2 separate regions of the Homo sapiens genome follow, and region 2 is linked to region 1. Evidence: read pairs that join two places in POLR2A ChIA-PET (ENCODE). Cell type or tissue: A673. All regions are shown on one strand. Region 1 overlaps SLC1A1 (solute carrier family 1 member 1). Region 2 overlaps CDC37L1 (cell division cycle 37 like 1, HSP90 cochaperone).

The links. ChIA-PET counts read pairs that join two places held together with the same protein. Peaks named below come from ENCODE experiments on the same cell type or tissue, not always from the same donor. Only the 100,000 strongest peaks of a DNase experiment are listed, where the experiment ranks them.
Region 2: POLR2A ChIA-PET joins it to region 1 with 7 read pairs; 3 of 35 experiments call an interaction of 5 or more read pairs at or near these places.

Annotation. Positions count from the first base shown.
Region 1 is chr9:4,577,299-4,581,298 of GRCh38, reverse strand. The region is part of intron 10 of SLC1A1 (solute carrier family 1 member 1); the gene reads right to left. Among named protein-coding and RNA genes, the nearest start is that of PLPP6, 83 kb to the left of the region's middle. In A673, no CTCF peak of the experiment used is centred here; no DNase peak of the experiment used is centred here.
Region 2 is chr9:4,685,210-4,689,209 of GRCh38, reverse strand. CDC37L1 (cell division cycle 37 like 1, HSP90 cochaperone) reads right to left here. Exons shown (of 7, transcript NM_017913.4): 3 at 604-697. Among named protein-coding and RNA genes, the nearest start is that of CDC37L1, 7.6 kb to the right of the region's middle. In A673, no CTCF peak of the experiment used is centred here; no DNase peak of the experiment used is centred here; H3K27ac peaks cover 1,393 bases.

The DNA of each region.
Region 1 (4,000 bases):
GGTACAAAGTTCTTTCCTCACACTGAGGTCCTAGTTTTAGGACCGGCCATTGGACTTGGCTCTCTAAACAGGTTGAAGGATGGCTTGTGACTTGGAGGGAACACAGGTTTTAGTGTCAGACACACCTGGGTGATGTACTTTGGGCTCTACCATTTTACTGATGGCATTTCTTCAGGCAAGTTACTTCTCTGAATCTCAATTCCTTGCCTGTAAGATGGGGACAGTATGTCTACTGCAAGCTGCTGGGAAGATTAAATGAGGTTAATACACGTAAGGCATCTGGGATAGCACTTGTATAGTAGATGCTTAAAAACATGCCATTTCCACACGTATACCTATGTAACAAACCTGCATGTTCTGCACACGTATCCCAGAGCTTAAAGTAAAATAAAACAAAAAACAAACAAAAAGATTAAAAACGTGCCATTTCTGCTGCTACTTCTGCAACAACAGCAGTTGCTGCTAATGCTTCCTCTATTGCTGCTGTCGCTGCTGCCACTGGTATTATTACTACTGCTACTGCAGCAACCAAAACAACAACTATTACAACAACTACTACTACTACTATTACTACTGCTACTTTTTTTTTCTCTCAGCTCTTTCTAGGCCCCAAATCCTACAATTGTCTTTCTTCTTTATTCCTTATACACACACACACACACACACACACACACACACACACACACACACACACACATATATATTTTTTTTTTTTCCAGAGACAAGGTCTCACTCTGTTGCCCAGGCTGGAGTTCAGTGGCATGATCACAGCTCACTGCAGCCTCCACCTATTGGGCTCAAGCGATCTTCTTGCCTCAGCCTCCTGAGTAGCTGAGACCACAGATGCACTCCATAACACCTGGCTAATTTTTGTATTTTTTGTAGAGACGGGGCCTCGCCTTGTTGCTCAGGCTGGTCTCAAACTCCTGGGCTAAAGTGATCCGCCCGCCTTGGCCTCTTAAAGTGCTGATATTACAGGTGTGAGCCTCTGCGCCCTGCTGTATAATTAGCTTTACTTTTCTTTCTTTCTTTTTCTTTTCTCTCTTTCTTTCTTTCTTTCTTTTCTTTGAGATGGAATCTCACTCTGTTGCCTAGGCTAGAGTGCAGTGGCGCCATCTCAGTTCACTGCAACCTCTGCCTCCTGGGCTCAAGCAGTCTGCCCACTTCAGCCTCCTGAGTAGCTGGGACTACAGGCACATGCCACCATGCCTGGCTAATTTTTCTTTTTTAGAATATTTTTGGTAAACATGGGGTTTTGCCATTTTGCCCAGGCTTGTCTCGAACTCCTGGACTCAAGTGATTCACCCACTTAGGTCTCCCAAAGTGCTGGGATTACAGGTCTGAGCCATCGCTTCCGGCCCTAATTATTTTTATAAGACAATTTATCCTTTTTTTTTCCATTTTGACACATATTCTCACACAATTTTCAATCCGTTGTAACCTTTGAGTATTATGATAAAGCCACAAAAGGGTATGTTTTGGGTAGATGGTACCTATGTTTCTTTGATGTCCAGTCCACAGAAATATACTTTGGGTCTAAAAATCTCTTTAACCATTAGTCACATGAACTATAATGGTAACTGTCAAGCAAAACCAACTTTTATTATTTTCCATGTAGAGCCAGTGAGGATTTTTAATTTTAAGCCAATGATTACTTTGGGCCTCACAGTTGTTATTGGCTCTGGGCCAGTAGTTTTCAGCAAATCTGATTTAAGAATATACCAGAGGTAGCCGGAGAGGCTTTAATGAGAATTGACTATTTAGCTTCTAGGCCCAGAGTTCATTCCTCTGGCAGTGAGATTAAAAAAATGATTAGAAAGATCTAGAAAACTTACAACCAAAAAAGAGGGAGGGATTTCATCACAAAGTGTCAAATACACAAAAGAATAGGCACTTCATAAACCACTCCTTGGAAATCAGTTCAGTGAAGACTGGGTTCCACAGCCCAGGGTGAGGGAAGTGGGAAAAAACCCTTGGAAATGTAAAAGTAACAACTGTTGGAAGCACAGGGGTGGTTGTGGAGCAGAAACTTTTTCAGGCATGATTCAAGGTTTCAATTTTGACATACCCTCTGCTGTTATAATTACAGGACTTTGCTCAATCTCTTTGGCACAGGCTTCTTTAGCCGCTAACACTTTTTATAGATTACACAGCATTGGGATAGTTCCCCAGCTGGTGTGCCAAATGGTGTATTTTGCACTTGTCTTCAGCCAACAGAAATACTTTGCGATTTAGGGTTGGGGAGGATTTAAAAAATGCATTGTATTAGAACATTGTTAGTTAACAAACTCTGATTTTATCCCTAGAATTTATGTTTAGGCTGGGACACAAGAATGAATTAACTCTAAAAAGTTCAGATTCAACCTTGAGCAGGCCTAGGGACCAGTTTAGTCTTAAACTTCCATTCTAAACTGAACAAAAGTCTTCAGGTTAACTCTAATCCCAGCCTATCACTCTAACATAGTGCTGTCCAAAAGAACTTTCTGCAATGATGAAACTATTCTGTGTCTGTGCTATCCAATTCAGTGGGCCACATGGCTAGTGGTTACCATATTGAATAGTGCTGTCCTAGAGAAACAAATCTGGCAAAATCCACTAATGACAGTTCTACCATCTACTTGGGCAGACAATGTCTATCCTCATTTCACTAGAATTCTCTGCAGCTTCTGACTCTGTGGACCATTTCACCCTTGAAAATCTCTCTTTTCTGGGTTTCCATGATACCAAGGTTTACTGGCTTCCCTCCCATCTCTCTGTCCTTCTCCCTCTCCCTCTTGGGTTTTCCCTTCTCTACCTGCTTCTAGTATTAGGATTTTTCCAAGCCTCAGTCCTTAATCTCCTTCTCTTCTCTGCAAACTCTCCCTACGTCATGTCATCCATTTTCAACATTCACTGAGTACTCACTACATAGGCACAGTTATAAACATTTTATATGCATATTACTTAATTGCCACTACTTGAATAAGTTGTAGGTACTATTATTCATTTTACAGATGAGAAAACAGAAGTTTAAAAATTCAAGTCACTTGCCCAAGATCACAGCTAATCATGATGTAGCCGCGATTCCAATACAAGCAATAACTTGTGACTTACACATTTGAAGACCATTATTAAGCCCATGTTCCTGATGTCTGTATCTGCAGCCAGACCTATATTTCTCATTGCATATGTGCAACTGGAAGTCTTAAAGGCATTTCAAATTCAATCTGTCAAAAAGTATTTACTATTTATCTTTCCCACCTATATGTGCTTCTCTTACACTCGTTCCTGTTCTGGTAAGCCCCACCCACCAATTTAGAATCATCTGCCAATCCTGGGAGTCATCCTGGCATTCCCTCGCCTTTCACCCTGAATCCAGCTGATGCTTCTTCAATTCATTAGCTCTTCTCCAACCTCAGTGTCAGTGCCTTCTAATACCCTGCCTGGACTTCTGCAGTGGTCTCCTAACTGGTTTCCTAGATTTGGTCCCTGCTCCCATCCAATATATCTTCCATATTGCTGCTTATCTTTGTAAAATGCAAATCTGCCGGGCGTGGTGGCTCACACCTATAATCCCGGCACTTTGGGAGTCTGAGGTGGGCAAATCACCTGAGGTCAGGAGTTCAAGACCAGCCTGGCCAACATGGTGAAACCCATCTCTACTAAAAATTCAAAAATTAGCCAGGTGTGGTGGTGCACGCCTGTAGTCCCAGCTACTCAGGAGGCTGAGGCAGGAGAATTGCTTGAACCCTGGAGGCGGAGGTTGTGGTGAGCCGAGATTGTGCCACTGCACTCCAGCCTGGGCGACAGAGCAAAACTCCATCTCAAAAAATAAATAAATACATAAAATGCAAATCTGTCCATAATATGACAAAGCATCTAAGAGCTTTCCACAAGCTCTTCGTACAAAACCTTTCATGACATGACCCCTGCCTCCTCATTCGTTTAAACATAAAGGAATGTTTATGTATCCTTTATGCCAGCCATAGCAAGAAATCTGTATGCTGTAACTAGCCCATGG
Region 2 (4,000 bases), 110 kb before region 1:
TTGCTGTTGGCTTGCCTCCCTTATACATGAAAAACTCCTATCTGTTCCTTGAAATCAAGCTCAGATGCTGGCTCCTCTGGGAAGCCTTCACTTGTATCAACCCCCCTCTTACCCTTTTTCCCCAATAGAAAAAACCTATTTTTCAGTTCTTTATATATACATTTCTATTACTATATTTATCTGAGTAACAGTTCAAGGATCTGCCTGAATTATAAAGCATCATATCCAAAACCTGAAAAAAAATGAATAATCTTTAAAACATAAGATAATCAGATTCCAAGGAAGCAAAGAGGAAAAAGAAAAAAGCAAAGACTACTTAGGAAATGGAAAGAGGCTATGGAATACATAAAGTTGTCTTAAAGGTAGTACACTATATAATAATACTTTTGCTTCTCTTTACCATTTGGTTTGCTCTGTCAATTAATTTTATTTATAACCAAAAAAAAAAAAAATTCTAAAACAAGATCTATACAGCTGTGCCAGAAGCTACAAAATTGGAGTTTGCCACTTTTCTTTTTGGCTCTCTTTTTATAAATCCATTTTTTGCACATGTACATATGATACCAAACATTACAAAGAAGGAAATCCAAGTAGTAGACTTACCAAAATGTCTGATTTTTTGCTCATATTTTTGCATAAATGATTCTGATTTATCTTCATCTTCTGTGTCTTTTCTTTTATCTTGATTAATAAAACTCTAAGAAAAAATTTTAGAAATTTAAATCAGATTTTAAATTCTAATTGAATCTTCTTTCTCAGATACTGAATATCTAGCAATTCTTCCTATAGACAATATATGTGGTATAGTATCATACTGATATTACATGATTAAATTCATCTGGTAAACTATTTTTAAAAATTAAAATTTTCTTGTATGGGAGTCTTATTAATTTTGTTTAAAATGATGTATGAGGCCGGGTGTGGTGGCTCACGCCTGTAATCCCAGCACTTTGGGAGGCCGAGGCGGGTGGATCACGAGGTCAGGAGTTCAAGACCAGCCTGGCCAACATAGTGAAACCCCGTCTCTACTAAAAATACAAAAAATAGCTGGGCATGGTGGTGGATGCCTGTAATCCCGGCTACTCGGGAGGCTGAGGCAGGAGAATCTTGCGTGAACCCAGGAGGCAGAGGTTGTAGTGAGCTGAGATCATGCCACTGCACTCCAGCCCAGGCGACAGAACAAGACTCCATCTCACAAAAAAATACATACGATATATGTGTGGATATAGGTTCATCTTAGAAATCATACAGAAAAACAACTGAATTAACCTTTTTGGTAAGCTGAATTTCCCAATTAAAAGCAGGTATAGAAACATCCTTTATATTTTATATGCATAGTTTACTTGTGCATTATTTAATTCCTATAAATATTTGCAACTCTTGCCTAATCTTTCGAGTTCTTGCTGGAAATAAACTCAGAAATTCAAAGCACATAGAGAATAAATGATATTTACCGTAAATTCTTTATTAAGACATAAACAAGAAATAGACTGTTGTTGTTGCGTGTCTTTTTTTTTTTTTTTTTTTTTTTGAGATGGGGTCTTGCTCTGTCACCCAGGCTGGAGTACAGTGGCACAATCATAGCTCACTGCAGCCTCAACCTCTTGGGGTCAAGTGATCCTCCCACCTTAGCCTCCAGAGTAGCTGGGACTACAGGTGTGAGCCACCATACCCAGCTAATTTTTAAATTTTTTGTAGAGACGTGGTCTTGCTATGTTGCCCAGGCTGGTCTTGAACTCGTGGGTTCAAGCAATCCCTTCACCTTGGCCTTCCAACGTGCTGGGATTATAGGCATGAGCCACTGTGCCTGGCCCTTTGTTGCATTTCTAATAAACTTCTTAGAAGAGACCAAACAGTTTGATTTTTAAAGTCAAGTACAAATTTCTATTAAGGAAGTACTTATTTTCAGTTAAATAAGTCATAAAATATACCAAGAATAAAGTTTGTATCTAGCTAGAAAAACTGGCAGAAGTTTCTTAGAACATTCTGTGATCATATTTATACCCCGTTATCATCACTGCCAAAAATAAAAATTGCAAACTAGATCACTGCCAGTTTATAATCAGGAAGCACTCAAAAGTTTACATATTTCAAAATAAAAGATTTTTTCTTCATGCAGTCTGACATCTAGACCAGCACTGTCCAATAGAAATACAATCCAAGTCACAAATGTAATTTAAAGTTTTCTATTAGCCACGTTAAAAAGCAAAAAGAAACAGATGACATTAATAAATTATTTTATTTATCTTAACATATCCAGCCTATTATCATTTCAACATGTAAGCAATACAAAACAATTATTAATATTTTACTTTTTTTGGCACTACATCATTGGAATCTGGTGTGTATTTTACACTTACAGCACATCTCAATTCGGACTAGCCACATTTCAAGCACTCAATAGCACATGTGGCTAGTGGCTATCAAGTTGGATAGTGCAGATCTAGACCAGTCCTCTCAAGTCTCAAGCTCCCAGACAAAACCAGTGTAGGATTTTGAGCAAATGACTGGAACATAAAGATAGTCCTAATTAATTTGTGAGATAAATGTAGGCTGTCTTAGAACCTTAGAACCTAAGTTTAAAGAAATAATTAAAAGCAGAGACAAAATGAAAATATTTTCTTTGTGACCACTGTGTTAAAGAAGAGACATTAACTTTACAAAACAAGAAATATTACTTTGAACATTCCTTCTGGAAGAAAAAAAATTATTTTCAATAGTTTTGGGATATAAATGCAGAACAGAAAATAACACAAGATGCACCCCTTAAAACAATATATACAGATATAGCAAATGACTCAGATAAAGAATGATCCCATTGTGGAGGGGGAGAAAAAGTATATATAAATTAGTACAGGCACAGAGAAAGTCGAGAAAGATATGACTCACTGTTAAAGTACTGATAGGGCTAGTGGCGATGTACACTTATCTGTGTGTGTTACTGACTGCTGTAGCAGAACTAGAGCTGGTCCAGGGAAAGGCAATTAAAAAAGTTCATGAGAGTGGGTGAAAGCAGATGCCAAGAGGACAATTAAGAAGTTTGAGATGTGTTTCACTGTTGCCCAGGCTGGAGTGTAGTGGCACGATCTCGGTTCACTGCAACCTCTACCTCCTGGGTTCAAGTAATCCTCAAGCCTCAGCCTCCGAAGTAGCTGGGACTAAGGCAATACAGGCACATGCCATCATACTCAGCTAATTTTCGTATTTTTTATAGAGACAGGGTTTCATCATGTCAACCAAACTGGTTTTGAACTCCTGGACTTAAGTGATCTGCCTGCCTTGGCCTCCCAAAGCGCTGGGATTACAGGTGTGGACAACTAAGCCTGGCCTATTTTTCAATAAATATCATTTTATTCCACATTTAAAATACTAGTTCATGAAGTTTTGCCTTTTCTCCCCTTTTCATGCATTTGAAAATCAATCGCTAAAAACTCTAGTTTTCAAATGGAAAACTGAGGTATAAAACCCTGAAGTTTGAAAAACATGAGATTTTAAAAGTCTAAGCCTTCATTCTTAAAGGCACTTAATAAAGGATATTCAACACTTCTCTTTATCTTATCTCTCAATCCCAGAGTCAGGAATTTCTCACATTTAACCCACCACTAAGTTATCAAGTCACTCTACTTATTTTTCCACTTAGTTTCTTCATTTATAAAAAGAAGGTAGTTGCATTAAAGGAACTCTAAAGTAGTGATAATCAGTGTAGGGGGTACAAAATATATGTGGAGGAAAATATTTCATAACTGATATATTTTCCCATCCTTATATCAAATTCTTGTGAATGTTTTTTAATATATGTAATATTTGTTCAGCAGTACATTTATATAAATATGTATTTCAGTCTGGTCACTTAACTGCCTGGAGTCTGCAGCTCTACAGCAAGAGCTTTGAGACTTTTTGACTTTCATAAACTTTTCAAGCACCTTTCATAAACTGTCAAAATTGAACACTGTTTATGGGATTCTGCTGCTTTGCTACCAAATACGCACAACTGGTTTGT